2 separate regions of the Homo sapiens genome follow, and region 2 is linked to region 1. A link is an interaction called in ENCODE POLR2A ChIA-PET data of the cell type or tissue named here. Cell type or tissue: CD4-positive, alpha-beta T cell. All regions are shown on one strand. Links, peaks and the distances in the headings refer to the core of each region. The heading gives the core; the rest is flanking DNA.

Region 1 (8,925 bases), core at 1,767-6,766:
CTCAATCTCTCCGGACCTGGCTTTCCGTATCTGCAAAACAAGGAGTTGAACTAAATAATTTTTCAGTTCAAACATCCTGACTCAGAAGAGGGCTAGAAAGAGCTTGTCAGGGAGCCATTTCTCTAGGGGACTGCAGAGGAAAGGGAGCATTCAGCCCCTCAAGAGGCACCACTCAGGACACTGAATGCCAGGCTCTGCCTTTGCGGATATGGACTCCATTTCCATTTGAACGGTGTTATTTTATCTTAATCTGTTACTCTGCAGTGGCACTGAAACTTAATATAATTAAAAGAAGGGGGTGGACATATTGAATGGGTGGCAAGGCGTGGCTGCCTGAGCCCCAGGAACTGTGAATTCTAATCTTGGCTCTGCTGCTGTCTCAGGACACATCATGTACCGTTTCTAAAACCTAGACAGCTTCTGGACAACATCGTTAGCCTATCTCACAGGACTGTTGTGGGAAATAATTTGCAAAAATAGCAGTGTAAAACAGTTTGCAAAATTAAGTGCTAAACTGAAACTTGGGCAACATGCTGAGTATTCCTATTCTGTCCAGCTAACTAATAAATATAAATTTGCTACTAGTTGAAAAGTCCTTAAGAATATAACTACTTAATCAATACAACACCAGCAGCCTGACAAATTAGCATGAAGCCACAAGCCTGAGACCTGCAAGAAATTAAATTGGTGCTTAACAGAAATTGGACTGTGAGCAAGATAATTTATGGAAATTTAAATTTCAACCCACAAAACCTGAACCACATTATACACTTTTAGGTCTAGATGCACGTAATGGCTAGGTCCACATTGCTGTTACACATATTACAAGCAAATGTGAGAAGACAAACAAAAATGTTTTGGGGAACCCAGAAATTTTTTAAATCTATCTGCAAAATTGACACACAAAATATGCTTTTATAATGAATTTTAAAAGATACTTTACAAATTTTTTAAAGTGGCTATTATTGCTCTAAGTAAATTTGTCTTTTAAAATTGTTTCATTTAAACTAGGGAATTTAAGAATTAAGAACTGGAGAGAAAGAGAAAGAAAGAAGTTTATTTTGATGCTCATTTCTCTTTCCTCTAAGTCCTATACAAGCAATTGAACAAGAGACTTGCAAAACTGAGGTTGACAAAGGGGTGTGTGTGTGTGTGTGTGTGTGTGTGTACATGTATGTACACACACAGAAGTCAGGAAAACAGCTGGAATGGTTGAGTTGTGCTAGACCTCTCCTGAGCATTGTGGTTGGTCATTCCTCTGATGGGTCTGTTTTTCTGTTTACCTTTTCTTGGTCATAAAAGCTAGCCATATCTTTAGGGCAGCCTCCTTAAAGGAAGTGCTTCGATTCTGGCATAATGAAAGGTCTGAATAAATGAATGCCAAGAGTTTTTGTCACCTCTGTGTTCCTGGGGACTCCCCGTCTGCCAGCCTAACACGTCTTGCAAACTTACCAACAGTCTGTCCCCCGAGGGCCAGCAGAAGGTTTCCTTGATTGCCCTGTGTTCTTTTGCTGGATGCAAAGGTTTAATCATGGTCAGATTCCCTTGCCTCATTTCCATGGAGTTAAACTAAATGACAATCTGGCACTCCATCTTGTCTCGCAGTCAGCAGGAAATGGCAGCTCCACGGAGACTGATCTGAAGGGAAAATAAACTTTTTTTGCTAGAAGCAGCCAACCCAGACATTTCTTATTCCACAGGTAGTCGATAAAGTATTAATGACTGCAGAGATTTGAAAGGCCCCAGACAAAGAGGCTATTCTAGGCTTTCCCTTTCTGGTTTGCCCTTTAGATCACTTTGTATCTATAGGCAAATGTAACTCAAGAAACAAACTCCAGAATGAGTTATCCCAAATGACACAAAGAGAGTAGACTTCCTGTTTCCCATTATTTCACTGTAGGGAGCTGAAAAACAGCAATTCTTTGCAACTTGCAAGGCTATGACAAAAGAAAAGAAAACTCATGGCAAGAGGAGAATGAGAAAGAGAGAAAGGAGAATTAAACTTCCCTGATTATCAAGTGGAAATAAGTCAAACAATGATACACATGCCAGGTATACTCACAAAGCTCTCTGTGGAAATCTTCATTCCTTTATGGCTGTTAAGCAGGATCATTTTAACAGCTGTTTCTTTGACATTACTTATTGGCATCTAAAAATATGCCAGAAGCTGTAATGCAGGCCAGAGATGAAACTTCCATTTTTCCCAAGTGTTTCTTTTCCCTTCTCTTTTGAAACCTAGTAACCAACAAATGACACATTAATTCCTTGAGCAATGAAATTAAACAAAGTAGGATTAATGTCCACTTCACTAAAATGAATCAAATGAAATAAATATGTGATTGAAACTTGTCAGAATTAGAGAAAATAACCTGCTTATATGCAATTTTTGAAATGAGCACCTCAGGCACATTTAGTGAATTTTGCTGGAAGAATGTGAAAAACAAATAGTTCTCCATGGAATTTCTGTTAGATGGTCTCTAAAACAGCACCCTGATCAAACCGTCCCTCTCCCATTAAAAAAAAAAAAATGTCAAAGCCAAAGGAAGAATTCCGAAAAGTTAGGAAATTGAATGTTTATTTTTGCTATTGTTTTCATACTAAATAGGAACATGAAAGAAATCTTTCACTCCGCAGCTGCATCTAATTTAAAATGAAGCTCCCCAAAGAGGAGTGAAGAGGATGTGATGAGGAGCAGTTAAACATGGATGCTAATATTTTGTGAGGCATCTGGTACTGTTCCACCACCTAGAATTCTAAGAATCAAATTAGTAGATTCAATTCTGCCAAAGTTATCAAATTATTTGTCCAAAGGATTGTGCAAAGCAGGCCCCTCCCTACCAACATCTGCTCTACCCATCCAGTGAGGACCAAAGACGACCATCTATTTGATTTGTGGAGACGGTACGTTTCACCCGTTGCTGGTCTGGCTGAACACTGCACCTTTCATCATCAAAGTCCTCAGTTATTGCATGAATCTGCAGAGAACAGTAATAAACTACTTCATCTTTAGGTCCATATAGAGATAATTCAAAGATTTGATTTGAATTGTAAGATACTTACATAGTTCACAAATATGTTAAAAATGTTTTAGCACCTGTGTCACCATTTTAAGTGAACAACCAAGAACCTCACCAGCAAATAAATGAATGTAGTACTTTTTTGGGGCGTCGAGAGAACACAAAAGGAAAAGTAGTAAGGGTTTTCTTACTACTTGTTACATTCAGAGCCTTTTAATTTGTTTGAGAAATATTATTTAATACTAGAAAACGTGGTAATCCTATCAAGTCTGACTGTCCATCCTTGATGCATGTTGGAATCAGATGACAGACAATGGGCAAAATCTGTTAGGCTAAAAAGCTGAAATGAAAAGTTGCCAGGGATTTTACTTGCCAATGTCTCGCAAGAGGTAAAGAATGAATGACTATTTATCAGTCTGGGATGTGTGCAATTTGGCTTTTGCACATAGGAATTTCTCTTCCCTCCTACCAAAATGAAAACTGGAGTTTGAGGGTACATTAACCATACTGGATTCAAAGACAACTGACTGGAACCTGACCAGCAAGGATGTGGCTGTGTAGCTCAAATTTATGACGGTGCATCTGCTGTGAGTGGTGTCTTGAATGGAGGCCAGGCCCTCTTCCGTCAGCCGCATCCATATGCTACGCATGTGTTCACTGTACGCACACTTTTTAAATTTAGCTCTTGTGGGTACATGTTCTACACTTTCCCCCTGTACATGATTTTTTTAAAAATATGCTTTAGAAAATATACACAATCTTTTCAAAGTCTTTGCTGACTCACTGGGGGTTCTTTTGAATGTTTTCCTTTTGAAAGCCTTCAATTTAGGTAGTCAAAAGTGTGTGACAAAAGCCACCCTTAGTCTACTAAGATTAAAATCTACTGCTCATTTTAAAATAGCTGTTTTGTGATGGCCTGTCAAAAAAACTTCTTTTTTTCTATCCAGAAGCAGACTACAGCTCTTTTTGATAGACTACAACATGGTGAGAAAAGATAGGAAAACAATCATCCTGACCAGTTTGGGCCAGTTTATGTGTTAGTCTTCCAAACATCTTGCATTTTACAGTTTAGTGACAGGACAACACAGGTTTCAGTACTACAACTGTCAGTATGACTGCCTCCGAAGTGTCTCCCTTAGGAAGATGGAGATTCAGACATTTCCGATGTAAAAATTCAAACAACTATGTTGTCCATTAGATTAATTTCCATAGCTGCTTTTTCTAATGTCTGAGTTGTGAATCAAAGTTATTACCTGGGTCAGGCACTCCTGGAACAAGATTGTGAAATTGGTTGGCTGCAACTTTCCTGGAGGCTTGTGTTTTCATCTGACTTTTCGTGATTATATTTTATCATCTTCTTTGCACCTTAGAAAACAAAAAGGCATTATTATTGTGGGTGTTTATAAATATGTTCCTCATTAGCACTTTTTTTTTTTAAGATGGAGCCTCCCTCTGTCGCCCAGGCTGGAGTGCAGTGGCGCGATCTTGACTCACTGCAACCTTCACCTCCCGGGTTCATGCGATTCTCCTGCCACAGCCTCCTGAGTAGCTGGGATTACAAGTGCCTGCCACCACTCCTGTCTAATTTTTATTTTTTATTTTATTATTATTATTTTTAGTAGAGACAGGGTTCCACTATATTGGCCAGGATGGTCTCGAATTCCTGTCCTCAAGTGATCTGCCCACCTCGGCCTCACAAAGTGCTGGGATTACAGGTGTGAGCCACCGCGCCCAGCCCCTATTTAGCATTTAAATGCATACTTTCAAAATGTTCAATTTGTACTTCTTTTGATCCTGAAATCACGGTTCTATTTTTCTTTTTCTATAGACAGATAAGATAGCCAACTATGCTTTCATTTTATTATAATTCCTGGAAGGCCAGGACAATGCTTTTTTTCATTTTGATTTTTTTCTTTCTTCTCTTTTATCTTACTCTCTTCATGACATCTACAGTCTTATGCACACAGAAAGCATTCTTTTTTTTTTTTTTTTTTGTGAGACAGAGTCTCATTCTGTCCACCAGGCTGGAGTACAGTGGTGTGATCTCAGCTCACTGCAACCTCTGCCCCCTGGGTTGAAGCAATTCTCCTGCTTCAGCCTCCCAAGTACCTGAGATTATAGGCACCTGCCACCGCACCCAGCTAATTTTTGTATTTTTAGTGGAGACAGGGTTTCACCATCTTGGTCAGGCTGGTCTTGAACTCCTGACCTGGTGATCCACCCGCCTCGGCCTCCCAAAGTGCCGGGATTTCAGGCATGACACACAGTGCCTGGCTAGAAACCATTCTTAATTGGCTGTGTTTCCCTCTTCTCTTATTACCAAGCCTAAGATTTGGGAAACAATAGCTTCCGAAGTAGTTTTCATCTAATCTCTTAAATCATTAGAAAAATGCACCCAATAATACAACGTGAAATACAAGATTTACATTTTTAATATATATTTGGATACTTATCTCCTCTGAAACACCCTTTAAAAGACAAACTACATCAAACTTTTCGAAGTAATTCTTAGCATTATTGGAAATGTTCACACTTTTGGAATGGTTGACAGGAAAATAATTGGATGACAGTCACATAATTGATTAATTCAGTAAATTCAGCCTGTAAAATAAACCAATTTGGGATATCATATGAAACAAAACATCTAAATATTTCACATTCAGCCAATTAGCTTACCATCAAATAGCCAGCTGTGAATTAAAGGAGAAAATAAATTATCCCTGAGAAATGGCTTTGTACGGTGTATTTCCACCTGCCTTCCTTGAGGAAGGGTAACCCTCTAATTCAATCTAGCTGATAGCTCTAGGTCACTGCAGTTGATCAAATGATAAAGAAAAAAAACCATTAAGGGATTTTACCCAAGGCTGGGAATAATTTAGAACTAACACTCTGAGACTAGAGTTTAACACAACACTCGCTTCATGAATCTTTCTTAAGGCTACTATATGATTTCCATCATTTTCAAAGAAGCATTCAGGGTTCCATGAAACATCACACGCCTGAGAATTTGTGAGTTCCTGTAGGGTCTAGTGACTCCTCTCACATTCTTCCTACTTCATACACAAATTCATGGTGCTCACATAAAAAGCCCTGGCCCTCCTCTGGTCTTGAAAGCAGCCGTCCTGCTGTGTATTCTCTTTTGGTAGAGGATTGGACACAGTTACACTTCACTTGAAAATCTTACTCAGCTAGAAGGCAGTCATTCAATTTCTTCAAACACCCTCTAACATGTGGTCTCATCTCACATCTGGTTCAAAGTTAAATTTCTTTCTCCTGCTAAAGGAAGAATATTATCACTTCGTGCAAGCCTTGTCCCTGTAATGGCTCCATCTCCAGCCTCATCCAGTCACTGAATCCTGACTCCTCTCACTCCTAAATTTCTCTCATCCACCCTCTTCTCTCCTCCAGGCCTTCTGCTGTGGTCTGATTTCAGACCTTCCTCACCCCAGATTACCACAATACCCCCCTCCAGCCTACTTCTCTACTTCATCCTCCACACTGCTGCCAAAAGGATATTTTTAACTTTCAATTTTGAAATAATTTTAGACTTACAGAGAAGTTGCAGAATCAGTACAGAGTTCCCATAAACCATTCATCAAGCTTTTCCTAATGTTAATAGGAAATGTTTATAATCTCTTATATGACTATAATACAATCACTGATTTTTAAAAATGAATATTTTTCATTGAAAATTCATAATTTTATACATTTGTGAGGCACAATGTGATGTTTTCATATATGTATACCAACTGGAATAACTAAATCCAGCTAATTAACATATCTATCACCTCACTTATCATTTTTTGTGGTGAGTCATTTTTTAATTTACTCTTAGTTACTTTGAAATATACAATACATTATTATTGATTCTAGTCTCCCTGCTGTGCAATAGATCTCAAAACTTATTCCTACTAACTGAAACTTTGTACCCTTTGACTAACAACTTCCCATTTTCTCCCCCATCCCTGCAGCCTTTGGTGACCTTCGTTCTACGCTATGTCCAGGAGTTAGACTTTTTTAAGTTTCCACATATAAGTAAGATCATTTGTCTTTCTGTGCCTGGCTTATTTCACTTCGCATAATGTCCTCCAAGTTCATCCATATTGTCACAAGAGAATTTCCTTTACGAAAGGCTGAATAATGTCTCATTGTGTATTCATACCACATTTTCTTCATCTGTGGATCCATTCATGGGTACTTAGGTTGATTCCACATCTTGGCTATTGTAAATAATGCCGCAATTAACATGGGAGTGCAGATATCCCTTCAACATATTGATTTCATTTCCTTTGGATATACACTCAAATATGAGATTGCTGGATCATATAGTTCTATTTTTGGTTTTTGTAAGGAACCTCCATACTGTTTTCCATAATAGCTGTACTATTACATACCCAACAACAATGTATAAGGGTTCCCTTTGCTCTGCAGACCCACCAATACTTGTTATCTTTCATCTTTTTGATAACAGCCATTCTAACATGTGTAAGGCGATATCTCATTGTGATTTTAATGTGCATTTCCCTGAGATTAGTGATACTGAGCATTTTTTCATGTACCTATTTGTATGTCTTCTTTTGAGAAATGTCTGTTCAGGTCCTTTACCCACTTTTTTTTCCCTTTGAAAAAAAATTAACTTTTAAGTTCAGGTGTACATGTGCAGGTTTGTTACATTGGTAAACTTGTGTCATGAGGGTTTGTTATACAGATTATTTTATCACCCAGGTATTAAGCCTAGGACCCATTAGTTATTTTTCATGATCCTCGTCCCTCCAAGCCTCCACCCTCTGATAGGCCCCAGTGTGTGTTGTTCCCCTCTATGTGTCCATGTGTTCTCATCATTTAGCTCCTACTTACAAATGAGAACATGCGGTATTTGGTTTTCTGTTCCTGAATTAATTTGCTAAGGATAGTGGTCTCCAGCTTCATCCACGTCCCTGCAAAGGACATGATCTCATTTTTTCATATGGATGCCTAGTATTCCATGGTATATATGTACCACATTTTCTTTATCCAGTCTGCCATTGATGGGCATTTAGGTTGATTCCATTCTTTGCTATTGCGAATAGTGCTGCAGTGAACATACACATGCACGTGTCTTTATAAAAGAATGATTTATGTTACTTTGGGTATATACCCAGTAATGGGATTCTTGGGTCAAATGGTATTTCTATCTTTAGGTCTTTGAGGAATCGTCACATTGTCTTCCACAATAATTGAACTAATTTACACTCCCACCAACAGTATATAAGCGTTCCTTTTTCTCCACAACCTTGCCAGCATCTGTTATTTTTTGACTTTTTAATCATAGCCATTCTGACTGGTGTGAGATGGTATCTCACTGTGGTTTTGATTTGCGTTTCTCTAATGATCAGTGATGTTGAGCTTTTCTTTATATGATTGTTGGCCCCACATGTATGTCTTCTTTTAAGAAGTGTCTGTTCATGTCCATGGCCGACTTTTTTATGGGTTTTGTTTTTTCATGTAAATTTGCTTAAGCACCTTAGAGGTGCTGGATATTAGACCTTTGTCAGATGCATAGTTTGCAGAAATTTTCTCCCCTTCTGTAAGTTGTCTGTTTACTCTGTTGACAGTTTATTTTGCTGTGCAGAAGCTCTTGTCTAATTAGATCCATTTGTCAATTTTTGCTTTTGTTGCAATTGATTTGGAGTCTTCATCATGAAATATTTGTCCGTGCCTATGTCCTAAATGGTATTGCCTAGGTTGTCTTCCAGGGTTTTTATAGCTTTAGGTTTTATATTTAAGCCTTTAATCAATCTTGAGTTAATTTTTGTATATAGTTTAAGAAAGGGGCCCAGTTTCAATCTTCTGCATATGGCTAGCCAGTTATCCCAGCACCATTTATTAAATAGGGAACCCTTTCCTCATTGCTTGTTTTTGTCATGGT
Region 2 (8,925 bases), core at 2,177-7,176, 220 kb after region 1:
GTTTTCTCAGGTCTTTCCCGAGCATACACACAGCTCTTGTTAGCAGCAGCAAATCCATACAAATCTGCAGCACCTCAATTCTTGCCTCCTCAGACGAAATAATTCACCTGAGGGATATAAGGCAGACCAAGGCAAGTTTTAGAGCAGGAGCGAGAGTGAACGTTTATTTAAAAATTTTAGAGCAGGAACAAAAAGGAGGACAAGCAGGAGACTTCAGAGATCCAAGTGCACTGTTTGACCTTTGACTTGGGGGTTGTATGTTGGCATGCTTCTGGGGTTTTACGTCTCTTCTCCCTTGATTTTTCCCTTAGTGTGGGCTGTCTGCATGTGCAGTGGCCTGCCAGCACTTGGGAGGGGCCACATGCACAGTGTCTTTACTAAAGTTGTGCACATGCTTATTTGAGGCATTTTTCCCTTACCAGTCAAGTGTTCCTAAAGGAAGGTCATATACCAGCTAAACTTCATCATTTTGCCCCTTAGTGCGCATGCTTGAGCCTACTCGCCCAGCTCCTGAGATCTTATCAGGAAGCTGCTGATCACCAGTTTCAGGTGTTTTGTGTCTATTGGGAGCCAGCCTTTCCCTGGCACTGGCTGCAACCAATTATTATTTTAGACAGACAGTTCAACAACTATCTGACCATCACCTGATGGTTGCCTGACATTCCTGGTGGGGTGGGAGGCCCACTCCTGCCCTGCTCCTGTCTGCCTAGCTACTTGCTCTAAAACTCTTAGCATGCACAGAGCCCTACACATGCACATGACCTTCTAAATTCCCCGGAAATATGCCAGGGCTTTTCAAAATCCCTGTAAACATCTCACTCCTCAGTTTTTCCTTTTAAGCTTTTTGTTTAACCTATTGTTTGCCCCAGCTGTTATCCATTACCTCAGGCAGCCAAATAGCTAAACAATCACGTTTAAATATTTTCAACAAAAACCCATCTCAGGGGGAAAAGGTCTTTTGCAGTGACACTGAATCAGCCCCAAGTTAGGTTAAATACAGACAGTCTTGTAAATAGGTCTTCCAGAGAACCACCAGATGGATCAGATAATGACAATTTTCTTTGAGTGAGGCATTAAAGGCGCTACAACTCTGTTCTGCCTACTCCAATGGCTACCACACTGCTGGTTTTCATTGTGATTGTGAGCTCTTAGTTCTCAGGCTGCCATGAGACTGAAGAGTAGAGGATGGGAATACACCAGGTTAAAATGCCCCAAAGCTCACTTTTCTAATTGAGATTTAGCTGTTTTCTAGTCAGAAACTTCTACTAGGTTCTCTATTATTTACCTGAATAAATGTCCCTGGATAGCTGAAAACCTTTGATTAATTTTCAGAGTTTGAGAAAAATTTATTCTGACAATCTTTTTTAGTTTTCTTGCTGCTTTCACAGAGGAAAGAATTTTCATAGGCCCTTACTTCACCATTTTCTCTGATGTTGCCCTGTTACAGACTTTTGACTTAATAGGTTTTTAAATACAGACTTTTAAAACCATTTTAAAATGCAAAGCTAAGCAATGATTATTTTGTTTTCAGGTGTGACTGCTCTCAGGATAATAACAATAATAATAAAATAATATGTATTGACAGCCAAGTGCCAAGCACCATTCTAGTAATTTTACATGTATTATCTCAGTCCACCTTCAAAATAACTCTATTACATAGATACTTTTTTGTTGTTGTTGTTGTTGAGACAAGGTCTCACTCTGTTGCCCAGGCTGGAATGCAGTGGCACGATCACCACTCACTGCAGCCTTGACCTCCCAAGCTCAACTGATCCTCCCACCTCAGCTCTTGAGTAGCTGGGACTACAGGCACAGCTCACCACACCTGGCCAATTTTTAAATTTTTCGTAGAGACAAGGTTGCACTATATTGCCCAGGCTGGTCTTGAACTCCTGGGCTCAAGTGATCCTCCCACCTCAGCCTCCCAAGGTGCTAGAATTACAGACGTGAGCCACCAAGCCTGACCAACAGATACTACTTTATACCAGTTTACAAATAGTGAAAATGTGGCGTACATAGTTTAAGAAACTTCCTTAAGATCAATAAGAACCGGCCGGACACAATGGCTCATGACTGTAATCCCAGCACTTTGGGAGGCCGAGGCAGGTGGATCACGAGATCAGGAGATCAAGACCATCCTGGCTAACATGGTGAAACCCCGTTTCTACTAAAAATATTTAAAAAAATAATAATTAGTCAGGCGTGGTGGTGGGCACCTGTAGTCCCAGCTACTTGGGAGGCCGAGGCAGGAGAATCCCTTGAACCTGGGAGGCAGAGGTTGCAGTGAGCCAAGATCATGCCACTGCACTCCAGCCTGGGCGATGGAGCAAGACTCCATCTCAAAAAAAGAAAAATCAATAAGAACTAAGTGGTGGAGACAGAATTTGAGCCCAGGCTATCTGGCTCTAGAATCAAGAACTGTGAGGTAACATGAAATTAGGAGTTACCAAAATGAAAAATACCTGTTAATATTTTAAAAACATTAACTCACTACATAGATTTTTATTTTATTGAACTCTAGATTACTTTAAGTGTAAGAGCATTTATGCCAGATGCTTCTTGATTATCATAATGCCAAATAATTGTCATATCTTTAACAAAAGCAAATATATATATAAAATATATATATTAAATATATAACCAAAAATTCTTGAAATTCCAGTTTTATTATAATTTTTGGCCAGGCGCGGTGGTTTATGCCTGTAGTCCCAGCACTTTGGGAGGCCGAGGCAGGTGGATCACCTGAGGTCAGGAGTTCGAGACCAGCCTGACCAACATGGTGAAACCCTGTCTCTACTAAAAATACAAAAATTAGCTGGGCATGTTGGCATGTGCCTGTAGTCCCAGTTACTCAGGAGGTTGAGGCAGGAGAATCGCTTGCACCTGGGAGATGGAGGTTGCAGTGAGCTGCGATTGTGCCAATGCACTCCAGCCTGGGCAACACAGCAAGACTCCAACTAAAAAAAAAAAAAGAGGATTTCCATGTAAGCAATTTTACAAATCAAAAACAAAATCCTTTACCAGGCAATAATTTCTGCCTTTTGTTTGAGCAAATATGATCACTATACCTTTAAGATCTCTTCTGGTGCTGAAATCTTTTTGAGACATTTGTTTAATTTGTTCACTTTCTTTTTCTAATTATTTTTAAATAGAGACAGCGTCTTGCTATATTACCCATACTGATCTCGAACTCCTGGCCTCAAGCGATCATCCCACCTCAGCCTCCCAAAGTGCTGGGATTACATGCCACCCTGCCCAGCCCACTTTGAATTCAACAAAAATGTCTCTGCATGTTTACTTTGTGCCAGACACTGAGGATGCGATGGTGAACAAGGCAGGTTCTGCCACCATGAAGCTCAGAGTGTAGTGGAGAAGATAGTCATGAAGAAGCAATAGGTGTGATTACTATCATGAAAGAGGAACCACAGAGAATTATGGGATCATACGACAAGAGACCAGAGCTACCCTGAAAGACTGAAAAAGGCGTCTTTGAGATGTGGTATTAAAATGAGACCTAAAGCGCAGGGCAAAGTGATGGGAAGTCCAGGTAGTGAAGGCTAGAGATGCAGAAAGCTGTGGTTTGTTCAAGAACTGAGAGCAGCTTAGGGTGGCCAGAAAACAAAAACTGACAGGGAAAGGCAGAAAGGAGACAAAAGGATACAGCTGGAGGATCCTGTTTGTTAAAAAGCATTTGTTTAGACTGCTAAAAGTCCCCAAAGAACAACGCACCATATTTATCATATAGGTAAATACTCTTTGAGCACATCATTAAGAGGTCACCCAATGGCAGCACATGCGTCTGCTTTCTGGCTGGCAGTTTCTAATGAATTGCTTGCATTCCTCAGTAAAGCTAAAATCTATCTAAAGGGAGGCTGGGCACGGTGGCTCACTCCTGTAATCCCAGCACTTTGGGAGGCTGAGGCAGGCAGATCACGAGGTCAAGAGCTCGAGATGATCCTGACCAACATGGTGAAACCCCGTCTATACTAAAAGTACAAAAATTAGCTGGGCATGGTGTCGCAAGCCTGTAGTCCCAGCTACTCGGGAGACTGAGGCAGAAGAATTGCTTGAACCCAGGACGCAGAGGTTGCGGTGAGCTGAGATCATGCCATTGCACTCCAGCCTAGGCAACAAGAGCAAAACTCTGTCTCAAAAAAAAAACTTGAAAGAGGGAAAGAGAGACGAGAAGAAACCATGCCTGGGGGCAACAATACAACTGAAGTTATTCCAAAGTTCTGTGTAACCAGATTGTCTTCCCTGGTCAGGTATTTTATAACAAACACGTTATCTATCATTTTCATGACAACCCTTTGAAGTATTACATGTCCCTCTTTAATATGAGAAAATCAGGCCAGGAGTGGTGCCTCACGCCTATAATTCTAGCACTTTGGGAGGACAAGGCGGGCAGATCACTTGAGGCCGGTAGTTCACAACCAGCCTGGCCAACATGGCAAAGCCTCTTCTTTACTAAAAATACAAAAATTAGCTGGGCATGGTAGCAAACACCTGTAATCTCAGCTACTCGGGAGGCTGAGGCATGTGAATTGCTTGAACCCGGAAGCCAGAGGTTGCAGTGAGCCAAGATCACGCCATGCACTCCAACCTGGGCAAGAGAGCAAGACCCTGTCTCAGAATAATAACAATAATAAGAGAAAAATCAAAGCTCAGGAAACTATAAATGGCTTCATTCATTTAACTTGATCTTACCGATAAGTGCCTACTATGTGGTGGTTCATCAGTGAACCTGAATCCATGGCACTTGCATTCTAGCAAGAGTTTGTTCGAGTTCAAAAAGCTAATAAACTGAAACCAAGATTTTCTAACTAGAAAGACTAGCTTTTCTCCATCTATTGTACCACACTGAACAAGAAAGTGTTATTTTTTTTTAATAATTAGCCAGTCACGGTGGCTCACTCTTGTAATCCCAGCACTTTGGGAGGCTGAGGCAGGCAGATCACCTGAGGTCAGAAGTTCGAGACCAGCCTGACCAACATGGAGAAACCTTGTCTCTACTAAAAATACAAAATTAGCTGGGTGTGGTGGTGCATGCCTCTAATCCCAGCTACTTAGTTGGCTGAGGCAGAAGAATTGCTTGAACCCGGGAGGTGGAGGTTGCAGTGAGCTGAGATCGTGCCACTGCACTCCAGCCTGGGTGACAGAGCAAGACTCCATCTCAAAAAAAAAAAAAAAAAAAATATATATATATATATATATATATATATATAGAGAGAGAGAGAGAGAGAGAGAGAGAGAGAGAGAGCCCCTGAATGGTTCACTAACAATGAATTACATTCTAAGCTTGGTTGGACTAAGTTCTCTATTATTTACTGGTAATTACAACATATACCTTGATTTCTCACTCTAGTTAGCACTATAGGAAAGACATCCAGTAAGAGGCTAGTTTACCCCCTTTGTTAAGTCGTTAGAACCATTCAGATCCTTTGAGTCTGAGATAAATCGATACTACATCCCAGCTGTGAATTGCTGCTGCTTACTTCTTGGCTTCATCTCTCCTTCTCCTTCTTTGGTCTCTTGTCTTTATTTCTACATGGAGCCTTCAGAAAGGAGACATCCAAACCCAGGTCCTGTCTGTATTGTAGCAACATTAAAGATTCCTTGGGGCCCTGCTCTCCACTCATACATGTTTGCCTTGGTGTCCTATTTCCAGATCTTTGACTGCAGTCTCAAGAGGACAAGACAAAGATATTTATTCTTCCCAGTCTTCTTTTTCTTTTTGAGATGGTGTCTCACTCTGTCACCCAGGGTGGAGTGCAGTAGTGTGATCTTGGCTCACTGCAACCTCCACCTCCTGCGTTCAAGCAATTCTCCTGCCTCAGCCTCCCAAGTAGCTGGGATTACAGGCGCGCACCACCACGCCCAGCTAATTTTTGTATTTTTAATACAGACGGGGTTTCACCATGTTGGTCAGGCTGGTCTCGAACTCCCGACCTCGTGATCCGCCTGCCTTGGCCTCTCCAAGTGCTGGGATTATAGGCATAAGCCACCGTGCCCGGCCATCTTTCACAGTCTTTTAGAATTCTTCTTGCTCCCCGCTGCTGCCATCCCAACGCTCTGAATTAGGGAAGTGTGAAATGTTGTCACATATCACACATCCTGAGATCAGAGACTCCCATAGAACTTCTCTTCCGGAAGGTTTTACTTTTGAAGACACAGACCCTTTGAATGAAGGGGGAAGACATTGGGAAGAGAATGATAAGATAGGATTGCCCTCCAGCTTCTCCTTTAGAAATGTTTTCCTAGATTTTAGCTAGGGTGGGGAAAAGTGGCTGGAAGGGGGAACAAAAGGTATTTCCATTTTTGTTGCTTTGTCCTAGTCTCAAAAATATAGGCTCAACACATACAGCCTCAACATCAGATTCCATCCATGAGACTTCCCTGTCCATATTTAATGAGTTAGCATTCTTTATAAGTCTCTTTTATATATTCTCTTTGAAACTCTTTAAAGTCTGGCTGGGCGCAGTGGCTCATGCCTGTAATACCAGCACTTTGGGAGGCAGAGGCGGGCAGATCACTTGAGGTTAGAAGTTCGAGACCAGCCTGGCCAATTTGATGAATCCCTGTCTCTACTAAAAATACAAAAATTAGGCCAGGCACAGTGGCTCACGCCTGTAATCCCAGAACTTTGGGAGGCCGAGGTGGGAGGATCAGGAGGTCAAGAGATCAAGACCATCCTAGCCAACATGGTGAAACCCCATCTCTACTAAAAATACAAAAATTAGCCGGGCGTGGTGGTGGGTGCCTTTAATCACAGCTACTCAGAAGGCTGAGGCAGGAGAATCACTTGAACCCGGGAGGTGGAGGTTGCAGTGAGCCGAGATTGCACCACTGTATTGCAGCCTGGCAACAGAGTGAGACACCGTCTCGCAAAAAAAAAAAAAAAAAAAAAAAAAAATTAGCTGGGCGTGGTGGTGCACACGTATAGTCCCAGCTACTTGGGAGTCTGGGGCAGGAGAATCGCTCGAACCGGGGAGGCGGAGGTTGTAGTGAGCCGAGATAGTGCCATTGCACTCCAGCCTGGGTGACAAGAGCGAAACTCCATCTCAAAAAAAATTTAATTTAATTAAAAAAAATAAAGTTTAAGACCATCTATATATTTGTATTATTATGTTTTTATTATCCAAATCTGGAAATAAATACCTGTAAACTACTTTGCCAGAAAGTATTTTTCTAAGGAGATGCTCGTCTCAAAACACGAATGGATTCATACAACATCCAGCAACCCTGATGGGGCCCAGCCTCTGCTCTTTGCTGTTTGTATGTCATGATTTCAGCTCACATAACATCCTCACTGTCCCTTCATGACCCTCTCACCAAGGAGACCCATATCTAGTAAAATCAATCCAGCCTGCAGTCTTAAATAAACAAATATAACTGGAGAAGACAAGAGATTAATGACTGCAACCAAGAGAACATGAGCTTCAAAATTGTGAGGCACACAACATCAGATTTCACTGCTCATAATCTAATGCACCAACTTGCTGGGATCATCAAGAAAAAATATATAATTTGCTTTCTTTCTTTGTAAATGTTAAAAATAATTCAGCATTTTCGTTGAAACTTTGGCATCAAAACAAATTGTACAGTTGTAGCTCTACATTCCACATAATTATGAAGAGTTGTTTCACTTTCAGAGGTTAGAGTATATTGTCAAGTCTTGTATTCTACCTTGAAAATATTGTATAACCCAGATGAACTGTCACTTTTCCAGCTTTACTGCCACTGGTCCTTCTGGACATGGTCTTATCTTGCTGGGACTTCTCTAGGAGCCTCTTAATCAATCTTCCTATGTTCACCTCTCCAATCCTCTCTCCGTGCAGCAGCCCAGGCTAAAACATAAATTCTTTATATCATTTCCCTATTTAATGGCTCTCTAATGGCTTCTTTTGGAATAAAGATAAAACTTAGAATTATTATTTATTTATTTATTTATTTATTTATTTATTTATTTATTTTGTGACAGAGTCTCATTCTGTTGCCCAGGCTGGAGTGTAGTGGCAAAATCTCAGCTCACTGCAACCTCTGCCTCCTAAGTTCAAGCAATTCTCCTGCCTCAGCCTCCTGAGTAGCTGGGACAACTGGCGCCCACCACCATGCCCAGCTAATTTTTGTATTTTTAGTAGAGATGGAGTTTCACCATGTTGGCCAGGCTGGTCTAGAACTCCTGACTTCAAGTGGTCTGCCCGCCTTGGCCTCCCAAAGTGCTGGAATTACAGGCGTGAGCCACCTCAACCTCAACCTCAACACTCAGCCTCAACCTGGAATACTCTTTCCCTATGCTTTGCCTGTCATTAACCCCTGCTCACCCATCAGACCTCAGCTTAGATATGAATTCTTCAGAGAGGCCTCCCCACTCAACCCAATCTAAATTATATCCTTCTATCATCTCTCTCATAGCACTCACTTTCCAAATTTAAACCTTAAATTGTATGTTTAATTGTTCCATCTTTGTCTCCCCCACTATAATAAATCTATGTCCATGTACACAGAGATATTGATGTCTTGGGACCCACTGTTTCTGGTGCCCAACAGTAGCTAGCACAATGGTATGTGCTCAACAGATAATTAGTCAAATAAACAGATGAATATTTGTGGGAGGAAGGACACAAATATTCATCTATTTATTTGATCAATTATCTAGCCCTCAAATGTCACAGCCCCCAAAACATCCCTCAGCCTCCCTGCAGAAGCCCTCCAATGGGCAACCATAAAACTTTCAATCTAATGTAGCTTTTCCTAGACATATTGCACTTTACACTGAGGCTTTTTTGGAGATAGGGCATTTTATCCATATCTTCCCTGCTCCCAGTGAATTAATTCTATAAACACCCTTAACTGACTCTGCCTCCAACAGTCCTGCTCCCTACCTCCCCTCTTTCCACCTGGTCAATTCACTCTGATGTCAGA

The links. Peaks named below come from ENCODE experiments on the same cell type or tissue, not always from the same donor. Only the 100,000 strongest peaks of a DNase experiment are listed, where the experiment ranks them.
Region 2: POLR2A ChIA-PET joins it to region 1 with 10 read pairs; 2 of 35 experiments call an interaction of 5 or more read pairs at or near these places.

What each region holds. Positions count from the first base shown.
Region 1 is chr6:87,988,256-87,997,180 of GRCh38, reverse strand. It overlaps LOC107986541 (a long non-coding RNA gene), which reads right to left and starts at 4,377. Exons shown (of 4, transcript XR_001743884.1): 1 at 4,271-4,377; 2 at 2,063-2,235; 3 at 1,453-1,638; 4 at 1-30. In CD4-positive, alpha-beta T cell, for the core only: no CTCF peak of the experiment used is centred there; no DNase peak of the experiment used is centred there.
Region 2 is chr6:87,764,852-87,773,776 of GRCh38, reverse strand. No RefSeq gene overlaps it. Among named protein-coding and RNA genes, the nearest start is that of AKIRIN2, 67 kb to the right of the region's middle. In CD4-positive, alpha-beta T cell, for the core only: no CTCF peak of the experiment used is centred there; no DNase peak of the experiment used is centred there.